7 separate regions of the Mus musculus genome follow, and regions 2, 3, 4, 5, 6 and 7 are each linked to region 1. The links are chromatin loops, found by intact Hi-C in ENCODE. Cell type or tissue: heart. All regions are shown on one strand. Region 1 holds the start of Frg2f1 (FSHD region gene 2 family member 1). Region 2 overlaps Foxj3 (forkhead box J3). Region 3 overlaps P3h1 (prolyl 3-hydroxylase 1). Region 4 overlaps Foxj3 (forkhead box J3). Region 5 holds the start of Cfap57 (cilia and flagella associated protein 57). Region 6 has its middle 9.8 kb from the start of Gm35957. Region 7 has its middle 29 kb from the start of Rimkla.

Evidence for each region. Hi-C counts contacts between places; a loop is a spot of excess contacts. Peaks named below come from ENCODE experiments on the same cell type or tissue, not always from the same donor. Only the 100,000 strongest peaks of a DNase experiment are listed, where the experiment ranks them.
Region 2: a loop joins it to region 1, with 2.3 times the contacts of the local background. A loop is called at or near these places in 9 of 42 quality-filtered maps.
Region 3: a loop joins it to region 1, with 2.9 times the contacts of the local background. A loop is called at or near these places in 16 of 42 quality-filtered maps.
Region 4: a loop joins it to region 1, with 4 times the contacts of the local background. A loop is called at or near these places in 10 of 42 quality-filtered maps.
Region 5: a loop joins it to region 1, with 7 times the contacts of the local background. A loop is called at or near these places in 2 of 42 quality-filtered maps.
Region 6: it touches region 1 in a loop (3-fold over the local background); 2 of 42 quality-filtered maps call a loop at or near these places.
Region 7: a loop joins it to region 1, with 9 times the contacts of the local background. A loop is called at or near these places in 2 of 42 quality-filtered maps.

What each region holds. Positions count from the first base shown.
Region 1 is chr4:119,537,874-119,541,873 of GRCm38, reverse strand. Frg2f1 (FSHD region gene 2 family member 1) reads left to right here and starts at 3,105. Exons shown (of 4, transcript NM_001004178.1): 1 at 3,105-3,266. It overlaps Foxj3 (forkhead box J3), which reads right to left and starts at 2,213. Exons shown (of 13, transcript NM_172699.3): 1 at 2,029-2,213. In heart, a CTCF peak has its summit at 2,485; a DNase peak (open chromatin) is centred at 2,383; H3K4me3 peaks cover 3,094 bases; H3K27ac peaks cover 3,196 bases.
Region 2 is chr4:119,610,923-119,614,922 of GRCm38, reverse strand. All of the region lies in intron 6 of Foxj3 (forkhead box J3), which reads right to left. Among named protein-coding and RNA genes, the nearest start is that of Guca2a, 25 kb to the left of the region's middle. In heart, no CTCF peak of the experiment used is centred here; no DNase peak of the experiment used is centred here.
Region 3 is chr4:119,245,250-119,249,249 of GRCm38, reverse strand. It overlaps P3h1 (prolyl 3-hydroxylase 1), which reads right to left. Exons shown (of 15, transcript NM_019783.2): 12 at 2,498-2,615; 13 at 2,044-2,119; 14 at 1,665-1,805; 15 at 273-1,359. The coding sequence ends at 1,204. Among named protein-coding and RNA genes, the nearest start is that of Cldn19, 8.2 kb to the left of the region's middle. In heart, CTCF peaks have their summits at 1,527 and 1,734 (motif pointing left); DNase peaks (open chromatin) are centred at 1,659 and 3,399; H3K27ac peaks cover 405 bases.
Region 4 is chr4:119,627,024-119,631,023 of GRCm38, reverse strand. Foxj3 (forkhead box J3) reads right to left here. Exons shown (of 13, transcript NM_172699.3): 13 at 1,905-4,000. Among named protein-coding and RNA genes, the nearest start is that of Guca2a, 8.7 kb to the left of the region's middle. In heart, a CTCF peak has its summit at 2,414; no DNase peak of the experiment used is centred here; H3K27ac peaks cover 212 bases.
Region 5 is chr4:118,618,599-118,622,598 of GRCm38, reverse strand. Cfap57 (cilia and flagella associated protein 57) reads left to right here and starts at 1,814. Exons shown (of 23, transcript NM_026789.5): 1 at 1,814-1,923; 2 at 2,189-2,350. The coding sequence starts at 2,194. It overlaps Ebna1bp2 (EBNA1 binding protein 2), which reads right to left and starts at 1,800. Exons shown (of 9, transcript NM_026932.4): 1 at 1,602-1,800; 2 at 1,434-1,517; 3 at 1,066-1,238; 4 at 406-529. The coding sequence starts at 1,667. In heart, no CTCF peak of the experiment used is centred here; a DNase peak (open chromatin) is centred at 1,788; H3K4me3 peaks cover 2,009 bases; H3K27ac peaks cover 1,312 bases.
Region 6 is chr4:119,731,940-119,735,939 of GRCm38, reverse strand. It overlaps a transcript of Hivep3 not described here. Among named protein-coding and RNA genes, the nearest start is that of Gm35957, 9.8 kb to the right of the region's middle. In heart, a CTCF peak has its summit at 2,187; a DNase peak (open chromatin) is centred at 2,259; H3K4me3 peaks cover 1,715 bases; H3K27ac peaks cover 1,212 bases; H3K27me3 peaks cover 1,166 bases.
Region 7 is chr4:119,461,238-119,465,237 of GRCm38, reverse strand. No RefSeq gene overlaps it. Among named protein-coding and RNA genes, the nearest start is that of Rimkla, 29 kb to the left of the region's middle. In heart, a CTCF peak has its summit at 2,180; a DNase peak (open chromatin) is centred at 2,207; H3K27ac peaks cover 912 bases; H3K27me3 peaks cover 464 bases.

The DNA.
Region 1 (4,000 bases):
GTGTAATGAAAACAGATAGAATCTGTATTTCAATACTATTATTCTACATAGAAGGAAAAAGGAAGAATGTGCTGTCACTTGTATCAGATAAATAGGGGAAAGGCACTATCAAAAATACATTTTAGACTACAATGTAGGCAGTTAGAGTAGTAACACAGTCTGTAATTTCAGTACTTGGGAAGTGAAGGCAAGACCAAGAGTTCAAGGCCAGCCCTCACCACACTGAATAAAAGGACACCCTGGTCTACTTAAGACTATCTAAAATTAAGATGAAAAAAGGGAAATCTTCAGTTTGAAAAACAGGAGAATATTGGAAATTTTCACATCGAAAGAGTGACTTCAAAACAGTAAGTTTTATTTCACCCAAACTAACAAACTGAAAGCCAAAATAAACAATCTTGACCTCATCCACAAAACACCTAATAAAGGCATGAGAAACTCCCTAGCAGCCCACAACAGAGAACACGGCCCACCTCAATTCCAATATTAAACCAAACAGGGAAGAGCTTCAAGTTCACCTAAAACAAAACACTCAAAAATGAAATCACATCTACATAGCCCTTCCTATCATAAAAATGGGGATCACTTGGAAAAAAAATAAAGCAGCAGCTATCGTTTTCTCCATAAATACTATGATTTTAAAAAGAATAAAAGAAAGGCGTCTGTCACTGCTACTGTAAAGAGAGCAATCTGTGGTCTCCCAAGAGCGAAACACAGAAAGATGTAAATGTTAACCTGAAAGAGCTTAAAGGGAGATGGGGAGGGAGACATGTATTTCAAAACAGTGTTAAAAAACAGAGCCCAATAGTACCTAGTGCATTTTAGAGATGTGGAATAAAGAACTTTCTGCAAAAGCAGCAAGCAGGACTACCTAGTCCTTCTACTAGAGAAAAATCTACGTATATTACACCCAATAGAACATGCATGCTTTCTCACTAGGGTACAAAACACAAGGAAAAACTAAAGGCAAATAAACAGTGAAAGGTGAAAAGAAGCCCACCAGTTTCGAGCGCCCCGACACGACTCATTCAGAAATGTAGCAACAACTTGAGCCCTGCATCAACACAGACTAGAAAATACTAGGCCACAGTGACACAAGAAAGTAGAATAGAGAAAGGAAAACCGTACACACCAACACATCAGTTGCAAGCGCCTGCTCTCTGGAGAATTAAGCAGTAGAGAAGAGCAAGAGCTACTGGTACTGAAAAGATGTCAATTAACTAAGATCTGGTCGATCCCCTAGTAGTCTCAATTTCCTAAGAGTACAACTCTTGATTCTTCCATCAAACAAGTCATCCTCGGCAAAACAAACTGACCTTAACACCTTCCCCACGCTGCCCGGAAGAAATCACGGGGTGGAGGGGAGTAAAGCAGGGCGGGGGAAAAAAAAAAAACAAAAAACATCTCAACCAACTGCAAAAAATGGAGGGAGTGGGAGGGACGGGGCACTACCACGTGGGCAGGATGCAACACACGCAGGACAGCAGCAACACGTCCGCATGCGAAGGCTGCCTTTCCCCCAATGCCAGAGAAGGGCCCGGGGACAGGATGGGAGAGAAGGTGGGACCCTCGCCCCAGCCATTTCAGCCCCGCAGGGCACCCGCGACCCACAAGGCAGCGGCCGCCTTCCCGGCAGAATAGCGCCTGGAGGGCGAGGAGGGGACGCCGCATCGCGCCGGGAACAGGACGAGCCCGGACCAGGTGCAGGTCACGGAGCGACGAGGGCGCGACTGTCGCGGTCCTCCGCGGCCCCGGCATCCGCAGCGCGGGCCCACCTGGGGGAGGGGCGGGCGCGCGCGGCGTCGGGCTGAGGGGCAGCGGCAGCTGAGGAGTGGCGCCGCGGGTGAGGGAGGGCCGCCACCCGGCCGGCCCAGCCTGGCGCCCACCGCCGGCCACAGGGAGCGTGCGCCGAGGACGGCGAGCGCCGCTCGCCCAGGGCAGCCCCCGCCCGCGTCCCGGGAGATGCCCCAGCCCCGCCTCCCCGCCCGCCGCCCCAGCCCCGACGAGACCCTGGCGACGCGTGCTCACCTCAGGCTACGCAGGCCGGGACGGCCCGGCCGAGCCTCCGGCCGCTGCGTGCGTCTCCGTTCCCCGCGAAAGGTCCCAACGGCGCCCTCAGAGAGCGGCCCAGGCCCGGAGCGGCGCCGAGAGTGGCGGCGGCGGCGGCAGCGGCGGCGGGAGCAGCCAACATCCGGGGCCGCGCACCCGGAACTACTTCCCGACCCGCTCCCTCCCACCCCCGCCTCCCGCGACGTCTCAGCGCTCCCGGCCCGGCGTCCTCGGCTCCACGGCCCGCCCCGTCGTTGCTGCGCGATGTGCGAGGGATCCCTCCGCGGGGACAAGTAGTGCCTCTGAGCTCCCGCGGCTCTGCCTGCTTGCGGCCAGCGGGAACCGGCGGTGGGCGGTGCGGAGCGCCTTGCAGTGTTTGCGCCTCGGACTTGACAGCGGCTGGCCGAGGCGGCCCCGGCCCCACTCCCGGGATTCCAACTCCTGAGGAATGCGCCTCGTGACCTCCCCGCCTTCCAGCCTCTGCCTCTGCGCGGCCCCGTCAAGCACCCAGCGCGGATTTTCCCGGCCGCCACCGGGGCGCTTTGGACCTTGCTTGGGGACACGCGTCCTTCGGAATGTCAAGAACCCGGGTTCGAGGCCCCTCCCTACCCAGGCATGTCATCTTGTCATTACCCCTGCCGCGTCATCCTCTCCATCTCAAGTTAGCTGGCCAGGTCGTGGCCTCACTATCAACAGGTGGAGCCTTTAGTAGGGTTGTTCAGACTTCTGGTAAACTTTGGACTTTCCCTTTGGTCTTCCCTGGTCCTACCTCTGAACTGTTAGCGTTGACAATCTGTGCTATCCTGTTACACTTGGTAGGTATTTGCTGCGCAGAAGCCGCGTTAAGTCACGTACTCTTCCCTGCAGCCTCAAGAACAGCAAGTGAAGAGCAGTTGCTCAGTATTTGGACATTAGATGGTTAGATGGATGTCAGTGAGTTTGGTTGATTGAGAAAGCAAAGGTCTGAGAGAATTGACCCTGGCAACCTTGCTGAGCTAAGACAGTGTGAAACCATCCTTCCATTCCTTCATGGAGCATTGAACACTTTCATCTGTCAAGCATCTCCTGGCAATGGGAATTCTAAAGGTTTATCCACTCATTTGTCCAACAAAGACATAAAAAGTCATTGTACCAGGCACTACTGTAGTGCTTCAGATTAATCAGTGAACAGAAAAGGCCGGTGGAGGGGCAAGTATCATTCCCTCATGGGCAGAAAGGTGATAAAAATTATGAATTATGTAATAATGTTAGAAAACATTGAATGATACCTTGGGGGATTGGGGAGGAGCACTCAGGACAGAGCTGTGTGGAACACTAGAAGGAAAATCCTTTTAAAAAGAGCTGCCTGGGTGAGCCACAATAATAAGGCAACTTGAATCAGAGGTTTGAAAGAAGTGAAGGGATTTGATGTAATTGTGGTTAGAACATCCCTGTGAGTGTTAGAAGTAGCGAGGGTCGGGAGAGGTAAAAGATAAGGACAGAGGGGTATCTTGTGGGCTATTGACAGTCTCTCCAGAGCTTTAAACAGTGAATGCTCTGCTTAGAGTACAGGGTAGGAAGTCAGAGGGGGCACTACCCAGGGACAAGGTGATGACCTAAATTAGGACAGAACCACACAGGAAAATAAGACACGGGCTTTTATATTTTTAAGCACTCAGTCTAGGGGCTAGCAAGATGGCCCAACAGGTAAAGGAGATTACTCCACAAGCCTGGAACCAGAACCTAATCCCTGGAATCCATGTAAAGTAGAAAAGAACCAATTCCACACACATGCTGTGGTAAGTGCGCTATACACGTGTACACACACACACCACAATAAATAGTTAGAAAAATAATTCATCTAGATGCATGCTCATAACTTCAGCTCTAAGAAAACTGTGGCAAGAGAATGATAAGTTTGAGGCCACCCTGGGCCACATGGACTCTGTCTCAAAAACAAAGAACTCATAGT
Region 2 (4,000 bases), 73 kb before region 1:
TCTGGATTACTGCCAGGTTTTTCTATGTTAAAATCATTTATGGTTTCTCTTTCACAAAGCCTTGTCTCCTATCGCATTATCTGCTCTAAATATTATTGCCTTCCCCCTATTAAAAAAACTTTATCTGACTGAAAACGATTTTTCCTTTACACTTACTGAAAGCATTGCTGGATTTATTCAGAGTCTGTCTAGTCTTATGTTAGTAACAGTTTCATTTATAGTAAGCTTTCTCTTGCTTAATATTTAGGAGAAAGATCTCATTTAAATGTGTGTCTGCAGGGCAGACTGCCTCAGGTGTCAAGCTTAGCAACATTATCCACCTCTTTCTGACAGTGATTCTCAGTGACCTAGAGTTTACCAGCTAAGCAAGTAGACTGGCTGGCCACTGAGCCAGAGATGCTCCTCTCCCCACCTCTGCAGTACAAGGCTAACAAATGCACCCTGACTGTGTCCAGTGTCTTTACAAGGGTTCCAGAATTCACTCAGGCACTTGTCTTTGTGAGCTTCTGTGGTCTGAATATGAAATGTCCCCACATGTTTTAACACTTGGTCTCCAATGTTGCAGCCATTTGGGGAGGTTGCAAGGCCTTCAGGGGGTGTGAACCTTGAGATTCTACAGTGCTGCACTGCTTCCTGTTCACTTTCTGCTTTCTGAATGCTGATGCAATATGGCTAGCCCTTGCAGCCATGACATCCCACAATGGTGAGTGTAAATAAACCATTTCTCCCTCGAATTCATTCTAGTCAGGTACTCTGTCACACAAATGAGCAGTAACTACTACACAGGGCAATTGCCTTACCAACTGAGCCACCCCACAGGCCCATTCATTGTCCCACACTTCTCTCCCTCTATTCCATTTACTTTCCCTCCCTTCCTCCCCACCTTCCTTATCCAAAAGCACATCAGGATTTTGACTAACAAACCATCAGCATCAACAAGAAAAACTGACTTCTTTACAATCATTTTCTGCATAAAGACTGTGTTTCCTTAGTGATGGCTTTATTTTCTGCCCATTATTTCTGGTCTGATTGCTCTTCTCCAATTATGGGCTGTTCCTACTTGTCTGTCTCCTGGTCCTTCTTGTTGCTCTGAGAGCAGCACTAGGGCTGCAGGTATGCATGAGCACACTCCACTACCGCCTGCAACTTTCTTACCTCATACACTTTCTCCTTCTACAGACATGTGGCTTTGTGTCCTTATAAATGTTCACCAGATTCTCATTTGACTGTTATATAAAATACTTTCTACTTCACCCCCCCCCCCCTTAAACCACAGTCCTTCTCTGCATTTGTTTTGGTTGTTTCCAAATATTTAAACCATTAATATTTAACTGAGGCTATTACTTTATGTCTCACAGGCTTTGAAGTCACTTGTATTTCACTGCTTTAAAGTATTTTCTAATTTATATCACATATCTTTGATCCATGGGAGTAAGTTAGTAGCACATTAATTAATTAATTAATTAATTAATTCTAGAGGAACTTTCTGGCTGTTTTTGCTATGACTTCTAATCCCAATTCATTCTATGGGAAGTTTAATTTTATGTTTTAACATGCCTTCCAAATACTGATTTTGGTAACTACTCCATGGGTATTCAAAAATATATTATGCAATTGGTGGATATATACTGTACATAATTTAGATTTCCTAATTTGGGTCAAATTTTCCACAACTCTAGTGGAATTTTTTTATTTGTTATCATGATCTTGATAGTCTTGTTCTGATTTTATCGACAGGTTAAATAAACTCTAACATTACAAATAATGATTTGTTCATTTTTTTCTTTCAATCCTGTCCATTTGTGAGTATGCTATTAGATGTATACAAAGATTGTCACTTCATAATCAATACAAATACCCCCTTATAAAATACAACTTTTCACTTAGGATGAATTTTTTATAAGTACTGCAGAGCTGGATCTTTTCCGCCAACTCCTACCTGTACGTCAAGTGTTGCTTGTATTTACATTTCATGGTATTCCTGGTATACCTAGTTTTAAAGACTATCTGTTTTGTTTCCTCCCAATTCTTCTTTGTTCCTTCCCTTCTTACTTTTGAGATTTACTATGCTTCCTTATTATACTGGTATACTGTTTTATTATTTTAAAAAATAATCTGGAGCAGTGATGGTTTGTTCATAAAGCATGGAACTTTAATCAGTCATTTGTGGAAAATTATGGCTCCAGATAATCTCTAAATAGAATTTAGCTGTCTTTTAACAAAAATAATTTAGCCACCACTCTACAAACAGTTGAGGCTAGTCTACAATGGTCTGTCCTTACAGCTCTCACTGAAGACTGTGAAGTGCAATCTTTGTCCCCTAACTGGAAAGACTGCTAGATTCCAGCCAGTGGTAAGTCTGTTTTCTTTATATCTGAGTCCAAGCTCACAGAATTAGGATTTCACAAATGCTTAAAAGTGGATTTTGCTTACATAAACTTCAACTTCTGCTATTTCTCAGAATCTTTTCTCCTAAGTATTCATTCATTTCATAGTCCCCTCCCTCCAGTTTCTGTAGCTCTCACACACGCCTGTCTCAGGTTCCTTTTCTGTGGCCCCTGTCAGGGTCTGTCAAGTAGGAAATGTCCCAAAGGAAAAATTTATCTCGCCCCATGCATTTGCCTGGTCCCTTAATGACTAGTTGTTTCTGTCTCCATTTCCTCCTTCCTCTTTGGCCCCTCGTGTAGATGTGCTAGCATGTTTATACAGGTTGGGTGGGGGGGGTGGGGGGGGGCAGAATGGTTTGTCTGGTATTAGTTATCTGAAAATAAGATCTAAAAACTGCAGCTCCTAGAACATCATGATTTGGTCAGAAGATCCTAACATTATTTCTTCCTGGGTTATAATAACTTCAACTGTCCATGTCCAGGCCCTCAGCATCTCAGACTACTGCAAACGTTATATTAGAGATTTCTGGTTTCAAACTATAAACACTTCATCAGAAAAATTTCAGTTTAGATGCCCATCATTAGAGATGTTATTTAGATATCTAGGCCCTATTCAAGATAGAATAACAGAACTATTAGGACTTCACCAAACTCCATCAGCACTAGGAAACACACAAACACACCCTTCCCCCAGACTGCCACGTGGGAAGAAAAATTATTATGCTTCCACTGCCAGTGTCCTTTCAAACTGAAATCTGCTTACATCACAAACAAATTCTTGACAATCTTTACCTTCCTACAAACAGATTCCATAGGTGCAGCGATGCATACTTTTATATTTACATATGTGCACGAGACAAATGGAAGCAAAAAAAAGCACAAAGTGTAGATGGGCTAGAAACAGAAGGCAGAGATTGCAGGGACACGGTGAAACAAGAGTGAAGACTATGAGCACACACAACAAAGATGCAGTTTCTAGAGTCCTGCGCTCCATAGGAGGGGACAGCTCACGCAGCTCCTAAAGCACATCCGACACAGAGTCTCTTGGAGAGAAGAGGCACTTGCACCCCACTGTGTATCCAACCACCAGCACCTCCAAACATACAGCAGACTACCAAATATGATTTCTGGGTGCATTACTAGACTTGAATACTAAAAAACAGGTGGAGCACCATTACAATGAATTCTAATGCATTGCTAGAATTATGGAAATTGTTTGTTTTATTGGATTCTGTTGACTTCTGTGGTGATTACTTTTGTCAACTTGACAGGATCTAGAATCACCCACGATTAAATAACCAATCCATGGGGAGGACCATTCCTTGGGTGGAGATTCTGGACTATATAAAATGAAGAAATCAAACTAAGCATGGACACTCATCACGCAGTAACCCTGACTTACTGCCAAGGGGCTGTACTCTTTTTTGTTTGTTTTGTTTTTCGAGACAGGGTTTCTCTGTGTAGCCCTGGCTGTCCTCGAACTCAGAAATCCGCCTGCTTCTGCCTCCTGAGTACTGGGATTAAAGGCGTGCGCCACCACGCCCAGCTCAGGGCTGTACTCTTGAACTGTGAGCCAGGATGAGGTCTTCTCCCTCAAGTTACTTGTCAGAGTA
Region 3 (4,000 bases), 290 kb after region 1:
GCTGTCCCCCCCCCCCCTTTTTAAATAAAAAAGATTTTATTTGAATATGTGTATGCCATGTGCTGGTCCCAAAGGAGGGCATCAGATCCCCTGGAGCTGGAGTTACAGGTAGGTTATAAGTCATCTGATATGGGGACCAGAATGCCAAGAGTTGCAAGGGCTCTTGAGTGCTGAAGCCCCTCTCCCTGTCCCTTGCTGTTTCTTCTGCCTCGCCTCGGGGCCCTGACTTGATTTTGTACATCAAAGGCTTAGAGATACACAAACCACACACATACATATTTACACATTTATTATGTATCCCCTATATAATACAAGCTCTGAGAGGCCTAGGTTTGCTTTGCTCCCTCTCATATTCCCAGCAACAAGCTGGTGCTCACTAAATAAATAGTTCGACTGACCAATGACTACTCAGCCGCAGGTTCCTATAACTCCGTACAACAGCATCTCAGGAGTGCTGAAGGGGGTGGGCTTCGTGCCAGCTATGTGGCCGGAGGAGCTGAAACTCCAGTCAGGTGCGGGCTCTGAGGCCAGCCAGCCGAGCAGGAAGCCTGCGGCTGCCCTGCCAGAGCAGCGCTGACTGTTGCTCTCTGCCAGAAGAGGATTAGTGACAATCTAGATGTTGAAAGCCTTTAAAGCTGATGATGTGCTGCCATCCTGGGTGCTGTATCTGGGACATCCAGTTCCCATAGAAGGTAGGCAGTGAGGACCAAGATGCCCCTTCTATGGTAACAGCCCAAGGTACCTGGGTTATCTGGCCTGAGGCTACAGAGGAATTCCCATGTGGCATGTGCCACGGCACACTACCTAGAGGAGCTGCTACCAAGCTCAGCGTCCCAGGAAGAGTAGAAATATTTTCTCTCTTGGAACAAACCACTAAGTGAAAAAAACACAAATCATTTATTCTTTGGTTGTCTTTACAGACACTTAAATATATCACGCTGCTGACGGCAGCTGCCTACATAGGCCCCAGGGTGGTTCTGGGCCTGCATTCTGAGCCTACAGCCAAGCCCAGAGAAGAGTGTGTCCTGCTATGCCCACTCCAAGAACAGTAGCACCATGCAGAAGGCTGTGGACAGGATCCTCTGGCCGGGGGGCCAACAGAAGCGCCTCTCACTCTGCAGCCTTGAGGGGCCGGGAAGTCCAGGCTGAAGGACTGAGTCACCCTCATGAGTCCAAGGACACCCAACTGTGACCTAGCTGTTGTCATAGCTCATCCTTGTGCAGCGACCCTCTGTCTGACAGAGACTCTTCTCCAGGCTCTGGCGAGCCCTGCTGGTCAGGCAGGGGCTGTTCCTGGGGGAGGTCCACCTCTTCTGGGCTGAACAGCATCTTCACCAGGTCATCTGCCTGCACCCTGTCCTGCAAAGGCAAACTCTTCTCAGAGGGCCTCTGGAGAGGTCCCCTCACCCCCTTAGCTGCCGCTTCCAAGAGAACAATGGTAGTGTTACCACAGGGGCTCTGGGACTGCCTCCTTCCCAGCAGGCTTAAGCTCTGGTTGCTGGAGCAGGCCCAAGGCATGAACCAAGAACTCCACATCAAGCCCCACCCTCTTCCACTTCCACGTGAAAAGAAAGGCCCAGGGAGGGTGGGCGGGCAATGACTGCAGGGAGTGCCTGGGTGGGGAGTCTCAGGGAAACACAAGTGGCCCTCCCAACAGCCCTTACTCTCTCACTGTGCCGAGGATCCAGCGTGAACCACAGGGCGATGGCGCAGCGCTGCCCCCTGGTGACAGCCTTCACTCCATGTGGGTTCTCAGTGCCAGAAGAGAATCCCACAGCCCTTCCACACTGGGGCTGCACCTCTGCCTGTGGGCGGGGAGGGGAGATGGGGGAAAGCCTCAGAAGAGCAATGGATCATTAGGACAAAGACCCAAAGGACAGTCAGAGGAGAGCTATCATATCCCAAAGCCCCTGGCCCAGGGACAGGAAACAGGCTGGGGGTTGGTAGGGGTGGGCTGGGGTGGGGAGGAAGCCCAGTAAGTCATTCTTTCTACTGTCCTCTGGGGCCATCAGCCCCCAGGGATGAGGACAGGGGAGCACTCACCGTCACAGTCTTGGCATCTAGTTCTGTGAAGTAAAAGTTTCCTCCATCGAAGTCGCCATTGAGGTAAAGGATGGCGCTGGAAAGGCAGGCATCCAGACACGGCTTATTTCCTCTGTGTACTTTCAACTAGCAGCTGGAGACCTGAAGCGTCTCTGAAGCCATGAACAGCTGGCAGGGTCCCCCACCCCTCTTTGGAGACTCCACCACACCCTAGCTAGCATACCTTTGTGTCAAACCCAGCCATGCCCTCCTCCCCACTCCCTCCTAAGGACCTCCCTACCGTCTGTCTTCTTATGTGGGGTCTAGGGTGAAGAACGGGCTTCTGAGGACAGCTTGCCTCTCTGCCTGCGTGTGCACATGTGTGAGGGCAGGGAGGCAGAGTGCAGGGCACTGAGAAGCTTCCAAGGCAAGCCCAGAGCTGCGCAGTACCCGGGCACCACACTGCTGCATTCACCTGTAGTCCCGGAACGTGTAGGCTGGGGGCTCCTTGATACACATGAGGGCTTCGGCATTCAGGATGCAGTTATCCACGTGGACGGGGTGGCTACTGTCCTTCCTCTCAGCCTGTGACTCTGTGGCCAAGATAATCCACGTTAGAGTAGAGTATACAGGAAACACAGTGTGTCCCCAAATGTATGTGAAACTCTGGAACTGTCATGTCCTGGCTGGGAGGACTCTTTGGTTAAGCCACAGGTTAGAGATTAGGGCAAGTTTTGGGGGTGAACAGGATGCAGCTCACAGGTGTCAACAAGGCAGATCCTGGGCTGAGTGCCATCACCCTGGTGGAGCTAGAGACTTTCTGAAATAGGAAGGATCACAGAGGTCAGCAGTGAGGCTGGGGGTAGGGGGCATCCATTGATTCCATTCTCCAGCAGGCCTGCAGGAGGGGTGGGGCGGGTAACAGAAGCATTGAACCATAGCCAGCGAAGTGGGGCTCTGTGAGTGGGGATAGGTAGGGAACCACACAGGGAGGGGACACAGAAAGAGAAGGGACAGGATTATGGTAAATGCCAGCAGATCACACCTTCCTCCAGTGTAAACCTTGGCACCCTGTGTGGGAATGTTAGATGCCGCCTCGCTTCGTCAGGTCCAGCCAGTCACCAGCTCCCGCCCATCTTCCTCTCCACCTCTCCTGCGGCACCTCTGCTTCCTTGGCCTTTCCGGATCTCGAGCCTTCATCCTCACCCACCTTGGTCATTGCTGACCATTGCTCCCATGCCTCTAGCCTGATCCACCTGTTCCCAATCTCTCAGCATGCAGCTGCCAAGTTCATCTTTTAAAAGGAAGGCCCTGCCAAGTCCTTCACTGTCTGCTCATGCCTCCTCCTCATGCCAGCACTTCACTTGGAGGCTCCGTGGCACACAGTCAAGTGCCTGACACATTCCTTTGGTGTGTCCAGATTTTCTTAGCACTTTTAACACCCTGAGGGAGAGAGAAGCTTTCCAGCGCCCGCCACCTTCCAAGGAAGTGTCAGAAACAGAGTCTTTTGAACGCTACGGCAGGATAGAGTTGGCTTTGGGCCACAAAAATGAGCTGCTGGCAGCCTGGCCGTGCCTCTGCTCACCCCTGCTCAGGGCTGTGAGCGCCAAGGGGATGTCAGGGAGAAGGAACAAGGCCTTGTACCTCTGTCTGTCTGACTTCAAATGCACTCCCTCCCACACACGGTTGGTATCTAACAGTTACTGAGAGGGCTTGCAGCACAGAGCAGGAGCCAGGGACCGAGTTAAAGGACAGTACAAGCTCCAGAGAGTGGCTCTCTGTACACTGGCAGTGTTCTCAGCTCCCCCGGGGCTTCTGTTCCTTTAGAACTGGTCTCTCCAGCTTGCAAGGTTTCTTGCTGCCCTCAGCTCCACAAACACATTTATCCTGTAACGCTCTCACTGCTCCACTGGAGGCCTCCTGACCCCTGGGTGGTTGACTGCATATTCCCCCCCCCCCCCCCATGCCACATTCAACA
Region 4 (4,000 bases), 89 kb before region 1:
ATGGTCCTGGCTCCCGAGCCACCTCGCCACCGCCTTGCCTCTATTTCCTAAGTTCCTCCCTCTACTCAGGGGCAGTCAGGAAGACTTGGAAAAGCACAGCGGTCTGCTGAGAACAGAGGTCACAGGCTATGAGGACTAGCTTTGGAATGCAGCCCTATTGCTGCTGTTATTACCAGCTCTGTCGCCACACCTGGCCCAGATGCTTTGTAAGGGGTTGGGAATAGCACTATCAGGCCCAGGGGGCTGTTCCCTAAGAGTGAATATGATGATCTATACCAAGTATTGGGGAGAACACTAAGTAGCTGGGGTCCACATTTGGGACACTGCCCTGAAATGGAACTGTAATCTGGTTTCGATTGAGCCAGTTGTTTTCCCATGGTGACTTGTCAATTTATCAGACCTAGGGAAAGGGAGAAGTAGTTCAAAAATTTCTCTTGAATTTACTATAAAAGAAACGAACATGCTGCCTATTCTGCTTGGTTGTAGCCTATCCCTACAGAAGAGATTGCAGACTTGCTTCTAAGGGCAGTGCACCCTACACCAGCCAAGAACACACACACAGTGAGATGTCCTGCTCACGCGATATCCCATCTTATACAGGCCCTCTAATGTTTGAAGTCTCTGTTCTCTTGCAGTGTCCGCTGCAGTTGCAGCATCCCTCATGTCTCCAAAGCTGTCCCCTCTTCCACACATAGTGCCACGATACCACTACGCCATCAGGTGACAGCAGATCAAGTTAGTATGTACAAGGGGATGAAGGGCGGTGAGGAGAGGAAAACTTGTGGGCGTTGGTTTTCTCCTTCCAGCACTAGTTAAGGGGTCTGAACTCAGGTCACCGTCAATCCTGGAAGCAAGTGGATTTACCTCGAGCCATCCCTCCTACCTGTGTACGGGAAGTCTGAACTGCTGCCACGTCAATGACTCTCCTCAGATTTCCCCAAGTAGCTGAGAGACTTGGAACAGGTTGCTTCCTTTACTGGGTCTGAATGCTCTCAATAAAATATGCTTGCAATAGTCATTTTTATAAGAAAACGAAGCGTCAAGTTTTGAATGCCCCTTCCATGAAGTCTTACTGAGCTACCATGGTTTGTTCAGGACTTTTTACACAGCTGGTAATGGCCATTTATAAAGAGCAGCCCTCAGAGTTGTATGTTAAAGCTGAGGAAAATATGCACGCCGCAGATTGACTGTGTTTCTGCCTCCACTGACCAGGAGAAGCACACCCTAGTCAGAAACTTGCCAGCAATGGGCAACAGGACACACACACACACACACACACACACACACACTTTCACACATGCTGAGTAGTACTGTCTCCTTGGCTTTGGCAAACCATGGAAGAGTTTTGGAGTCTACTCCACACACAGCCATCCTAAGTCTACAATTAGGTAAAAGGTGGGCGAGCTCTTCTTGTGCAGGTCTCCATGCTTCTTGCCTGGCAACTAAGCCTTTTTGAACCTGTTCCTACCTCAACCCACAACCCTCACTCTAGTCGAGCCTGAGCCAGGGTGTGGAGCAGCAGTGTCAGGGAGATGACCGCTGGCCTCAGGTCCTTTGGAGGGTGACCTGCAATGCCGTCTCTGAAGAGGCTTTCCTAAGCTACTGTTCCTCACCAGGGAAGCTTCCGGGGTGGCCTCCCCGGTCAGGTGCTGCCTGCTCGGCACCCCAGGCAAGTATGTACGCATTAAAGGTGGGAACTATGGCTTCCTCTTCTCTGACTTTCTCTCTGGAGAGCTTGCACAAGTGTCTGCTCAGGAAAGTGAGGTGCAGAAATTAAACAGCTTTAAGTTCAGTGCTAGGGCAGCAATGCCTGGGTCTCAAACTCCCGAGGGCTCCATGGTCTGGCCACTGGCTTCAATCTGGCTTCCTCAAGCAGCAAATAACACAGACCATCAGGCTGCAAATACAGTTATCATAATATATTTATTTTAAGTGCCATCCATGCATATCAATTCTGGCAGCGACAATCCTAATGACACTTGGAATATTTCTTTACAGCACTATACGGTTACAAAGAATGGGTGCCACTCACCATTGGCAGAATATGAAATCGTGCAATAGGAAAACTGTAGAAACATTAAAACACTTGACTGTCCAACAGCAGCACAAGAGCAGGTTGTTTCTGCACAAAAGCCAATGCATGTCACCACATATATACAATATAAGTATGTACACATCACCCTTTCAATGAACATATCAAAATACTCTATTCCATTTGAAATTATCCCAAGATCGATCCCCTCCCACTTCAAAGGACGTCTGAGACACATATTAAATATTTACAGGAACACACAGGAGTACATTTACATTTCAAACACTGCCACAAATGCCAGTCGGACTCTTCTCCTGGACAGAGCGCCCCATCTGTGTATGTATGTTTGTTAGTCCTTACCCCAAGTCTCCAGTTAATTTCAGCCCTAGAGAACTTGCTGTGTGTCATCAAATAAATCAGAAATGGCCACTAGAGGGACTCTGCGCCCACCAGGTAGCCTTCCCTGCCCAGGCACTCAGGCTTGCTGAGCCCCAGGGAAACAGGGAATCACAGAAGAGTGGTGAGTGGCCTCAAGTGCCATTCTTGGTCAGTTTAAACATTCATAAATATATCGATCACTGCAAATCAGTAATTGTCAAATGGGAAGTTAGCTTCACATAATCTGTAAATTCATCAAGCCATGCTGTTTCAGACTGCGATACTCCAACACCCAATCATTTAAAGTGCACACTGCTGCGGAGCAATCCTAGTCACAGAGCAGCCATTTTGGTGTCTAGAAAACAGAGACTTGAGCAAACTACTGAGGACCTCATTTTCCCAAGCTTTTTCTCTGCAGACAGCCATCTCATCTTGCCCAGTCCTTCCGAGTGAGGCCTGTTGGCTATTGGTTGAGAATCCTCTGTACCTGAGCTTCTTTCTCTCATGCCAAGTGGGGGTCCAAGCAACAGCGAAGCCCGAGGCTCTCCCTTCTTCCCTGCACTCCCCATGGCTTCCCAGGGATTCATTCAAGACAACACTCCATTAACACATACACAGATATTCTCATTCTCTCCCCGTGCCCCGTCTCTTTCATGATCTCTTGCACTTACACACACACACACACACACACACACACACACACACACACACACACACAGAAACCTTTGTTCCAGTAGAGATTACTCATCCACAGACTCGCTGAGGTTAGTCAATGTGATTAAGCACTGCTTAGCCCAGAGACACTAACAAGCAACTGGTGACCAGTTATTTCTTCTTGATTTGACAGAATCTATTTTCTCATTAAAATGGATTTCCCTCTCTGTAAAGAACCAATTAACGATCTATTCACTGTGGGGAGGAGAATCTCCTTTCTTTACTTTCATTATAAAATCAACACATTCAACCCATGCTAGCTGTGACATGACACAAAACAAAGCAACTGATCAAAGCTCTGAGGTGCTTCATGTTGGGGACACACAGACCCAACAGCAGGTCACGCAGTCAGTCACTGCACTCAAGACTGAAGCAGATAAGACTCTGGAGCTGCATGCAGCCCCTGCTAGCGTTACCAACAGCAGGGACACTGCTGTATAAACCCAGCCTCTGTATCTTGCTGCCTAAATAGACTGATTCAAATTCCAGGAAATTCCTATGTAGCTATTAAGTCTCCCCCAGCAGGAAGGCTAAGCAAGACAGGAAGCACGCTCACCTGGTAAGGAGTGATGATAAAAGAGAAGGACCAATGCTTCTGATTGTCTTTGTCTGTAAACTTTATCCAGAAAAATAACCATGCTTTCAGACAAATCCCTCCCTAGTGAATCCAACAGAACTGTGCATTCACAGAGCAATAAATATTAAAATAACACTTTTGAATAATAAATACATAAGTGACTATGGAGACATTGGTTTGTTTGAAGAGCCAAGCAATACCCAGTTTCAGTCAGCCCACACATTTCAGAGCTGCCAAGATGCAGCTGAGGAATCACACTGACAGGTACAACACTCTCTCTACAACACCGAATGACAAGT
Region 5 (4,000 bases), 920 kb after region 1:
CTCACTCTGACAGGGAAGAAATACGCAAACCCCCAACTCTAAGTCACACCACATCTGAGTTATCCGTCAAGTCTTCCATTTCTAAAAAGCTAAAGGGCCAGAGAGGAAAACCCCATCTAGAAGCAACAGTAATCTCCTTGGCATTGCTGGGCCAGAACTCTAAGACTGTTGTGTCTGTCCACTCCACTCACTCTGACAGGGAAGAAATACGCAAGCTTCTTTTCGTAGGGCCCATACTTCTCCAGACCGTCTCTCTCTAATTTGCCTAGGCGACTGGCATGGCTCTGAAGCAGAGACTGTTGAAATACTGGCTACAAACACCACACATCTTTTTTTTTTTTTGAAGACTACAGGAATGACCCAGCTGAACAAATGAAACCTTGGCTTTCCAGAAGAAAAACCTACCTTTTGCATCTGCTGATCAGACTTGGCCATTTCTGCAAAATAATCGGTGGGCCTCTTCGTAGGGACTTGGAGCTGATGGAGTCGGGGTAATACCGCAAGCACTGCTGCCTGGGCCTGCCGGTAGCTGACATTACAGGACAGGGTGTAATGAGGGGAGGGGAAGGGCGCTCATGTCTTCTTACTGCCTCTCAGAAGTTACCTAACCTCAGAGCTATCACATCCCACCAGCACTGGCAAGATAAGACAGACACACCAACTAAAACTCCACTGATTGCACATATAACTGAAATCTCACTTTATGTTTATTTACGAGGGGAAAATACTTCCAAGAGCAAGTCAGTTTAAAACAACGAGCTTATTAAATACTGCGCAGACTATGAACTGTTTCCCAATCATTACAGAAAGAGCACTCATAACATTCCCTAGGCAAAGTGTGTTCTAATGATTGGAGGCACCCACACAAGCTTCAAATGAATTATTCTGAAACATCCCTCGAGCAGGGTTCTGGTTAAACGGCGACCAAGAACCTATTCTTTCCACCAGAGGAACCCGCTAGATCCACTCGCACGCTCGTGCTAACCCCGCCCAGTGCCTCTGAGGTTGCAGACACACTAAGACCCCCTTCCTGTAACTCCATCGCAGGACCCATAACAAACATACAAACTCATTTCCCTCTGGAAGTCGTCTTCTGGATTAACGCCTTTCTTCTGGTCCTGGTTCTGAGGTGTTGGCTGAGTCTCACTGACTTCTGGCACTGGACCCAGGGTCACATCGAGCCTTTCAACCCACTCCAGATCCCGTCTGAATTCAGCCAAGCACTGTTTCAGGCCACTCTAGGTTAAGTCAGACAAGGCGCTCATGAGAACCGCGAGTTTGACTCTCAGAAACCCAAAGTCCTATGCTCAAATATCCGCACAGGATGACGACCGCAGCGCAGGGTGCATCTTTCCCACCAGAATCGGTCTCCCAAGAGGCACAGCGCTTGTGCGCATCCTGTTCCAAGGACCCCGACCCTCGCACGAGCTCACCACGTCATTCACTGCCTTCTTCGGCTTCTCTAGCACGACATTGAGACCTGGCTTCAGGAGTCCGCGGGAAAACGCATCCTGCAACTACAGACCGGGGAGCCTCAGTACCAAAGAGCTAAATAAAGTCCCCGTCCCAGCCCCTGCCCCGCTAGCTCCGCTGCGGCCTACCTCTTGATCTGAGGCCAGGCACGCATCCGACTCCGAGTCCGACTCTGAAAGCGGAGGGGTGTCCATCTCGCGGCCTTCCGCCCCGCGAGGTTCGGCTGCCACTCCACGTGCCCACAAGCAGCACCACCGCCAACAAATTCTCCACAAGCCTCTGCCTTTTCAACAGGGACTTCCGCTTCCGGGTTCATAGCCGCACTTCCGGTTTTCTCGTTGCTATAGGAACTGCTCTAGCGTTTGGGCGTGCCCGGATTGCTTCGGATCTTTAGGAAGAGCACCTACTGATCCCTACGTAGTCTAGTAACCCAGAGCCGTGAAGCAAGAGGTAAATAGTTTCTTTGGGGTCCTCCTAAGGATCTGAGGGCGGTGGGAGTGCAGGAGAGGAAGGAAAGGCTCGGAAAGAGCCCCGGGGGTGGGGTGGAAAGGAAGAGGAGCCTAGGGGCGGGGCGATGGAGGGGCGAGGCGGGGTCAGGGAGGGGCGGGCCGGGGCCATGGGCGGGGCGGGGCGGGGCAGGAAAGGGAGATGCGCTGCTCGGCTTCACTCCCACCTACTTGCCTCTTTCTTCATCTTTTGCAATACTTTTTGACAGGTACCATGTCCACCGTGGTAGCTCAGGCGCTTCATGTTTTTGGTCTTCGGCCTCACGTGACCAACAATGTCTTCTTCTTCGATGAACAGATCATTATATTTCCTTCAGGAAATCACTGTGTGAAGTACAATATAGATCAGAAATGGCAAAAATTCATTGCAGGTAAAAAAGAAAAAAAGAAACCACCTTTTCCATTCTGACACATACATTAAAGGCATGTGCTACACAAAACCGCACAATCTCAACGATTGGGAAGATTTTTTTTTGATAACTGGGTTATCCACATATTTTTATAAATGTAAACAAAATAAATGGCCATTTACACTACTTAATCATAGATTAACGTGACACAAGTAGCCAAAATGACAGGTAAAATAACACACGTTTTAAAAGTACTTTTCCACAATGACTCCAGAGAAGAGTTACTTTAAACAGTGTTTTTCTTGTATTCTCCTGCAGTTGTGTTTGTCCTCACCAGAACCTTCTTTTGAGTCTAACGGTTTTGAGAGTACATGACCTTCATTGAACCCATGTCTGATGGAGACGCTGAAATTTTTATCTTAAGTGACAAATAACCTTTTAACATTTTTTTTTTTTTTGGTTTTTCGAGACAGAGTTTCTCTGTGTAGCCCTGACTGTCCTGGAACTCACTCTGTAGACCAGGCTGGCCTCGAACTCAGAAATCTGCCTGCCTCTGCCTCCCAAGTGCTGGGATTAAAGGTGTATGCCACCACTGCCCGGATTATTTACTTATTTTAAAGAGTTATGTATACAGTTTTCTGCCTGAATGTATACCTGCAGGCCAGAAGAGGGTACCAGATCTCATTACAGATGGTTGTGAGCCACCATGTGGTTGCTGGGAATTGAACTCAGGACCTCTGGAAGAACAGCCAGTGCTCTTAACCTCTGAGCCATCTCTCCAGCCCCTGGAATATCCCTAGTTTTATGTTAATAGTTTTACCAATTTTTCAGTTACTTTTGTAAGATTTTGTTCTAAGGGGTATCTCTCTTATTTAGTTATAGACATATTTTACATATCCTGTATTCTAATAATTTGTCAGGTATATATGTTAGAAATAATTAGCTAAGCAGTGATGCCTTTAATCCCAGCACTGGAGAGACAGGGACAGATAGATCTCTTAGTTCAAGGCCAACCTGTTCTGCAGAGTTCCAGGACAGCTAGGGCTACACAGAGAAACCCTGTCACAAAAAAACAAAAGCAAAACAAAAAGTAAGAAAGAAATATTTCTTTCTGAAGCCTGTGCTTTTTTTCTTCCTTGTGGTATCTGTGAATGAACAATAATTCTTAGTTTTTGCCGGGCATGGTGGTGCACGCCTTTAATCCCAGCACTCAGGAGGCAGAGGCAGAGGCAGGCGGATTTCTGAGTTCGGAGCCAGCCTTGTCTACAAAGTGAGTTCCAGGACAGCCAGAGCTATACAGAGAAACCCTGTCTCAGAAAAAAAAAAAAAAGGAAAATAATTCTTAGTTTTAAAGAAGTAAAAGTCATCAAACACCATGTAAATATTCTGCAAGAATAAACTGTATTAACTGGGGACATGGCTAAGCAGGTAAAGCACTTTCCAGGCATGTCTGAGGACCTAAATTTGAACATGCATAAAGCCAGGCATAATAGCAACACGTCTGTAATCCCATTGCTTCTGTGGAAAAATGGAAACTCCACAGAAGCCTGTGAGCCAGCCAGCCTGGCATGCATGCACAGTAGTGAACTGCAAAAAGATCCTGCCTTGGACAAGGTAGAAGACCCACACTCCAGGATGTCTGTCCTTTCACCTCTACGGGAATGCCATGTC
Region 6 (4,000 bases), 190 kb before region 1:
GCAAGAGGACATTCCATTCTTAGGTTCACTAACTCATCTCTCCAGCTCCCAGGACAGCAAGGGTAGTTGGCTCATCTGCTTCCATGACTGCTGTCCCATTGATAAAGAGGTGGAAGGGGGAAGATGATGGTTTGTCATCGAAGTCATAGAATTCTGGTAGCAAAGTAAAGGACCGCATAAGAACTCCACCCCAGTGCTTATGTGACACTGTGAAGTGTCCTTCTCCTCCCTGTGGTGCAGAACGTAACACTGTGGGAACAGCACATAGAAATCAATGCCTGTGGAAAGAGGAGTCTAGAGAAGCAGGACCACACACTGGCTCAGGATTTGGACTCTGCACTCAGGCTACCTATGTTAGAATCTGTTGTTTCATTGTCTGACCTGAGTTAAACAACTGGTCCTCAGGCTCCTTGTCTGAAATATGGGGTGCTGGTTCAACCTTCCCAGTAAGGATAGCATGAGGGTTACATAAAATACCTGTAAAGTACTCAGAAGAGCACTGGCTAGTTTTACTAATAAAATATGCTATAAACATCATTGCAGCTTTAATATACCCCTCTAAATATATTTCTAAACCTTCATTTTTGTCATAGGTTGGCAAAACAAAGTCAAATGCTATTAGCTCAGAGTTTTATCTAGAAAGGAATCAGTTATAGAACGTGGATTCGTGTGATTTTTTTTTTTTTTTGCCCAAAAAAATCAATTTACATAGTGCCTGACACCATTTCCACTGACTGGGACAAACAACCTCAGAGATCAAAAACACTGTAACACCTACTACACTAAATATTAAAAAGAAAAATAACTTATACCCTCTAGCAGTAATTACCTAAGTAACATGGGTTGCAAATCTGTTAGAGAGGTTTTGCTGTGACAATATTTCTAGTAAATTGCTGCTTCTAACACAAAGTCCTGGTGTTGCAAGGCTGGCATACTAGTAGAAAGGTTATTATAGAAACACTATTAAAATGAATTAGGTATTATTAAAGATTCGACACTACAACAGCCCCTGATTACAAAGGATTTCAAGGTCCATTGCTTAATGGGCAGATGAAAGTGCTAATTAAGCCTTTTTGAGAGGATATCCCTAGGCGGGTCTGTAAGACTACAGGTAACAAGAGGTCTTCAGTCTGAAAGGGGAACCAGTTGTGCCTACCCATCTGGAAACAGCCCTCCTGGAAAGACTGAGAGGTAGGTGGGAGGCAGAGCTGAGGTTTTCTGCTGAGGAGAGGTAACCTGGTAGCAGACATGGAGCTAAACTAACTTGAGCCTCTGTTTTTCCCTTAACTGCTTCCTTAGCATGCGTCCATTTCCTCCTCTGCTTATGTTTGAAAAACTAGAGAACCTTCCTTAGACTTTAGAGCCTAAATACATAGGAAAGCCTTCCGCTGAGTACCTAAGCCCTCTGGTACAACCAGAAGATGCCAGGGCTGTCCTTGGCCAAAAGCATCTCTCACTGCCAATACCTCTAAGTGGCTTTTACGGAGTTGCTTATTTGCCTTTCGTATCAGGATCTATCTTGTTTTTCCCACCTTGTTAATTAACTAATCAGGCCCTGGCAAGACACCTCCCAAACAAGAGGTGTTAAGAAAAAGCTAACTAAATTCGCCCACCCACCGCGTCTAAATGTCCACAATAAATTACGAGGAAGGGGCTGAGACCCACGCTACGCAGCGATCGGCGCCACGCAGCAGCCTCGGACCCCCGCGCGGTTCTCAGCAGGACTTCTGGACCCGAGCCACGCGGGCCACCCGGGCCACGGCCGAGCTGCCCAAGGCGCATCCCTGAGGGCTCAGCTGCCCGCTCCCCGCGGCGCACCGATGTCAACAAACTTTCCCCGCCCCGGGTTGCGCCGGGTCTCCGAAATCTGTCCACGAGTGCAACACGGGGACAGGTGTGGGACCCGAGCCCCCAACCCCGCATCCCTGCGGATGGGCGGACAGTCGGGGTCCGCGGGGCGCCGTGGGGGAGGGTAGGCCACGGGCCCGCCCCCTGGGCGGTGCGGCGCTGACACGGCCCTAGGACGCGGACAACTGGTCCCCAGGGACGCGTTGGCGCTGCGGCGCGGCGGCCTTACCTGCGCGCTCCGCTGAGGTTGCTCCAGAGGCCCGGCGTGCGAGCAGCCGCGGCGGCGGGCGCCGACTGACAGCCCCAGGACCCGCCTCCATCCCTCAACCACGCCCCCTCTAGGGCCACGCCCCCGTCCGCGACCGGGGTCAAGCTCAGTCCACAGCGCCGAGGGCGGGGGCGCTCGCTTTCGATTGGCCTGGGAGACGTCGGCTCCGCCCACTCCCCGCCTCCTCGCTGGGGGTTGGAAAGCCGCGCTTGCGCGGATGCTCAGAGGGCAGAGCGTAAACCAGTGCTAGCGGTCTTGACGTTGAGCGCAGGTTGGTTCTCATCTTCCTCAGCTAAACTGGCTTTGAGTCCAGGACTACGGGAGGAGCAGTGAAGGAGTCTGTGAAGAGACAGTCCCTGACCAGAGGAGATCCTAAGCGAGTCAGGCGGAGGAGCCCAGCTCCACACTTCGGATCTACTCCCTAGCCAGGAAGTATCTCTGTGAAGGTTGGCTTGAGTGACAAGATCCTGCTAACAAGAGGGACGCTGAAGGAAATAGTCTTGCTAGCTCCCAGCACCTCCCCAGGCTTCCTAGCTCAGTGTGTAAACAAGATCATGTGACTCCCTACAAAATCAGTGGATACCCAGCAGTTCTGTCCTAGATATATGTTCAAAAGAATGTCTACACAAAATACTTAGATGCAGATGTTCCCAGCAGCACATTAATAAGAGAAGGGGGAAACGACTGAACTATGGGGTGATGGGTGATTGATTAGTAAATTTTAGTTTGTTCATGCCAATGGACTAGTGTTTGGTAATAAAAAGGAATGGTCATTCTGATACATGGTATAACACAGATGAACCTTAAATTCGTGCCAATCACAAAAGACTTTACTGGGTATGGTTCTATTTGTGTGGAGCGTCCAGAACGGGCAACTGTATAAATACAGGAAACAAACTAGAGGTTTCCAGGAAAGGGAAAGGACAATTGAGAAGGAACTACTAAGTGCATAGAGTTTTTCTCATTATGGTTTGGATCTTAAACATACCCTGTATCAAAGACTCAGTCCCCAGCTGACTGTTCTATTGGGGAAAAAAAAAAAAAAAAACAACCTTCCATAGGTGGGCTTTGTGAGAGGAAAGGGCGTCTCTGGGGACCTGTCCCTAAAGTGTATACTGGGACCTGGACCCCTCATTCTCTATCTCGTCCCTCAGCCATGATCTGAGTAGCTGTGTTTCCCATGAACTCTCAGTCGAATTTGTTTGACCTCATGACAAGCCCAAACCATTAGCCAAATGAAAAAAATCTGTCTTTTAGGTTGTTTATCTCAAGTGTTTATCTGCAGCAGAAAGGTCTTGGTTATTTTTTATTATTATTATTATTGCTGTGATAAGATAACCAAGGCAACTTAGAGAAGAAAGAATTTGTTAGAGATGTATAGTTTCAGAGGGTGAGTCCATGGCCATCCTGAATGGGAATGTGACAGCAGACAGGCAAACATCTTGTGTCCTCTATGTGAGGCTGGAATTATAGGCAGGCGGAGGGCAAGAGTTTGAGAGATCATGGGAGCTTCCCCTGATATTGCCAAGGACTCCTGGGAGGCTAAGACAGCATGTGGCAAGGTGAGAGTCCCTGCAAGCTGCCCCTGAGAGGGCAAAGTGTGAGCCATGAGACTGGGGTCAAAACTACCATGGAGACCCCAAGAATTTAGGGATGCCTAAGAGCACGATGTCAGAAGTAGGGCTCTGACCTCAAAGGGAACTAGGAAGTTTATTCTGGAGTCAAATATTAGTGACCATGGGCCAGGAGCACAGATTCAGCTCACCCCAGTTACCATATCCCAGAGTGCTAAGAGTTTGATGAGGTTCTTATAGGAACAGGAGAAAAGGACATCATAGATCAAGACAATTAGAATACGTCGGTAGGTGCACCAGGGAGACAATT
Region 7 (4,000 bases), 77 kb after region 1:
AGGGTATATTGGAGGCTTTGGGTCTTTAGATTGTGAGACATAGCATAAGTGGATCATGAGCATCGCTGTTGTGGGTTCAGCATCCCTCCTGACCAGTCCTGTGTCAAACAGGCCAGGGTAGGGAGGAGAGAGATGGGGAAAAGGCCTGGAATAGTTTTGTGGCAGAGATGAAATCAGGATCACTTGAAACTCTAGAGGAAAGGAGACAAAATGGCTTAAGTCATGGTAAGGGCACCCTGCAAATATAGGAAAAATGGAAGAAGTTAATTTGGGGGATAAAGGAGGTTTTAGGACCAACCAAATCACTGAATACCATCTACATTAAAGTGGGGAGTGACTCTCATCAAACACAACTGGACATTGTCCCCTGTGCTCACAAGTATGGCCTCTGTTTGGTGGTAGTCTGGGCAGATGTTTTAAGGACACAAGCAGCAGCTATTTGTCACCACCCTCAAAGTTCATGTTCTTAGATCCTGACAGAAAACCTAGTGGTGTGGCTGGAGAGGTAGGTAGTTAAGAGCAGTGGCTGCTCTTCCAAAAGACACAGGATCCATTTCTCAGCACCCACATGGTATCTTACAACTATCTATAACTCCAGTTCCAGGAGATCCTCTTCAGCAGGCACCAGGCATGCATGTGGTGCACACATATACATGCAGACAAAACATCCATACACATAGAAATAAAATGCACAAAAGAGTTATTGAAAAAAAAGGAAAAAACAAAACTCCTGGCATTGCCATTGGCTTAGGAATTCCAGGTTCATATAGATCACTGCCTTACGAGATGCCTTAGTTACTTTTATATTGTTGTGATAAAACATCATGACCAACGCAACTTAGAGAAGGAGGAGTTTATTTGGGGCTTCTGGCTCCTGAGGGACCGTCACAGCAGGGAAGCTTGGCAGCGAGCAGATGAAAAGTCACACCTGGAACTGCAGACAGGAAGCGGAACATACTCAAAATGAAACCTCAAGGCCCACCCCAAGTGACACACTTCCTCCGGCAAGGCTATGCCTCCAAAGCCTCCGTACACAGCCACCTTCCTGATCTAGCCCAACGTCAGTGGGCAACTGCCCCATGAGAACCAGATGGGTTTGGAAACTGGGCTTCTATTCTGAGCCCTGGAATTTCTGTGGTTTCTAAAGGCCTTGTGTTTTGGCAGCACCTGCTACCTCTCTTTGAGACGGTGTTGTTTTGTCCCCGCACTGTGTCCATTAAGATATAAAGCTTTGTTCCTTCCTACATTTCTTAGCTTGGCAACATTTAAAGGGGTATATGTGCGAGTGTGTGTGTGTGTGTGTGTGTGTGTGTGTGTGTAAGTGATGTGGGAGGGGCCATCAGAGGCTGCAGCAGTGCAGGTTTGGCAACACGCAGAATGTTCTCCCAGACAGCACAGGACTCCATCCCCCCTTCTTTCATGTACCACTTGTCTTCATTCCCCGGAACAAGTCTTTTCACGCTCCCATACATAGCCATCCTTTCTCTGACCTTGATTCCTGTCACCATTTCACCTTAAATTGTGGTGGCTTTCAAAGGGATTTTGTTCAACATAGTCATCTCCCTCCCCACGGGGCACCTGAACGCCACCTCTGAAGGTGGCACACTTTATTCTCACTGTACTGACTTGGTTGGTATCATAGCAACCATTTGTACTTCTAGCTCTTGGGTGCACTTACGGATGGTGACGCAGACTAAAGTGAATGGTACCAATGTGAGTCAGATCTGGTTCAATCCAGATAACTTGTGTGACCCAAGGCACAACCACCACACCTTATCGAATCTTTTGTCAGCTATAAGTAGGAGCAATAAACACCATCTTAAAGGGAAACACTTTACCACAGGCCTGGCTTTCGTAAGCAGTGCCTTCCCAGGATCATGGCTGAGTGCCAAGGGATAAAAGCTGGCACACAGCAGCTCTACAGCTGGGAGAGAGAGGGGGGCAAAGGGGGAATGGCTGCAAGAGCAGACTGTTGTTTGGCTTAATGTCTCTGGAAGGTTCCATCCATCCTTGAGATTCTGCAGGATATCAATGCAAGCCATGGGGGATGTATATGGCTTAGGAAAATCATGGAAGAAAAGCTGCCTGGGACACTGGGGAGCTGGGAGCTGCCGGGAAGCCTGACCTTGCATGATTTAGCACCTGGTTTTCTTGGCTCTTCCGTCCTATGACTTGCTGGCTTTGCATCACATGGACGGGAGGAGGTGCCAGGGAGTTGCATTAAACCTGTCAAACAGAGGGGGAGAGGACTGTGGGAGGGGGAGGGGCCAAGCCGAGAAAGCTGATAGTACAGTAATGCCATCTGGACTTGGCGGGGAAGACAGCCTGAGGTCAGATGGAACCAACAGACAGAGCAGACTAAACCACTGCTGACTCCCAGAATCTCCTATGTAGAAGAAGATCTGGTTTATTATAAAGGGAGGATGAGGGACCCTGAATGACCGGAGAACTGGTAAGGTTTTTGTGAAGGCAAGACTAGCCAGGTGCCTCCTGTGTCTAGCCTTACCTGGAAGTTCCCAGAGAGCAGAAATATGGGAGAGCTGGCCAGTCCTGGCCCACAAGAGCGGGTACTTCTTACTCAAGAGTCTTGTGAGGTGGTTACTAAGCACAGTCACCAGATATGATCAAATTGGGTAAGTCTGTGACTACAATATGTTTCATATAGAGGCTGAGTTTGTTGTGGTTCTGTTGGTAATTAAAATGCCCACATAGCATACGTGAAGCCCTGAGTTCAATCCCCAGCAGTGGAGAAAACCAGACAGCCCACACCTGTGATCCCAGCACCCAGAAAGAGACAACCGGACTAAGCATTCTAGGTCACCCTGGGCTACATCCAATGGCAGAAATTGATGAAAACCCTGGCTTGAGTTTAATAAGCAAACACTCAAAACCTTTTTTTTTTTTTTGGTTTTTTTCGAGACAGGGTTTCTCTGTGTAGCCCTGGCTGTCCTGGAACTCACTCTGTAGACTCAGAGATCCGCCTGCCTCTGCCTCCCGAGTGCTGGGATTAAAGGCATGTGCCACCACGCCCGGCTAAACACTCAAAATTTAAACTTAATCCCAGGACCCAGAGCAAAGGCAAGCAGATCTCAGTGAGTTCAAGGCTAGCCTGGTCTATATAGTAAGTTCCAGACCAGGCAGGAATGCACAGGGACACCCTATCTCGAAAACAAACCAATGAGAAAGAAGAGGAGGAGGAGAGCAGGAGAAGAGGAGGAGGAAGAAGAGGAGGAGGAAGAGGAGGAAGAACCTCAAAATCTCACAGTTCCTTCCCTGGTCTTTTGCATTCTTGGGTTATTTGTATTTGTGAGATGGGACTATGACCTAATAGGATGCCAGTCCGTATCCCTTCCCTACCTCACGGTGCAGTGATGTCACACTGGGTAGCTTGGAATCCACTGCGGTAGAGGTTTCTGTACCACAACGATGGGCAAACACCACAGATGAAGTTTGTATCCTTCAAGGGTCAGCACAGCAGTGCCACTGGGTGACGGGAGAAGGAAAACACGTACAAGCTCAGGAAGGCCTCAGCTCTGGGGAGGTAGGGTGTGTGAAGGCTTTCCTGGAAGCCAGTGACCTGGAGAAGCTTGCGTGATCCTTTTGAATTCAGGCAGACTACTTGCCAACATGGCTTTCTGCTAATTCTGCCTAGCTTCTTTTTTTCACATGGAGAAAAAAAAATCTGTTTCCTTTGCCTGGGAAATTTGGGAGTGATTATGAGACTCAGTCTCCCCTATGGGAAACACCTAGGCTAAGCTCCCTTGGGGAGAGTCCACTGTGGGTTTCCCCCGCACAACTGGTAAACAGAGTGTGCTGTAAAGAAATAACAGACGTTAACTGGAAAGCCAAAGAGCTCATTTGCAAGCCGATTTTACAGCGACAACAAAGTTAACTCCCCCAAAAGGGAAGAAATCAGTTTAAAATGACTTGCTCTTCTTTGCTTTCTTATTAAGATTATTACTGCGGACCAGAATGCTTCACTCGCCTTTGTGCGCTGTGG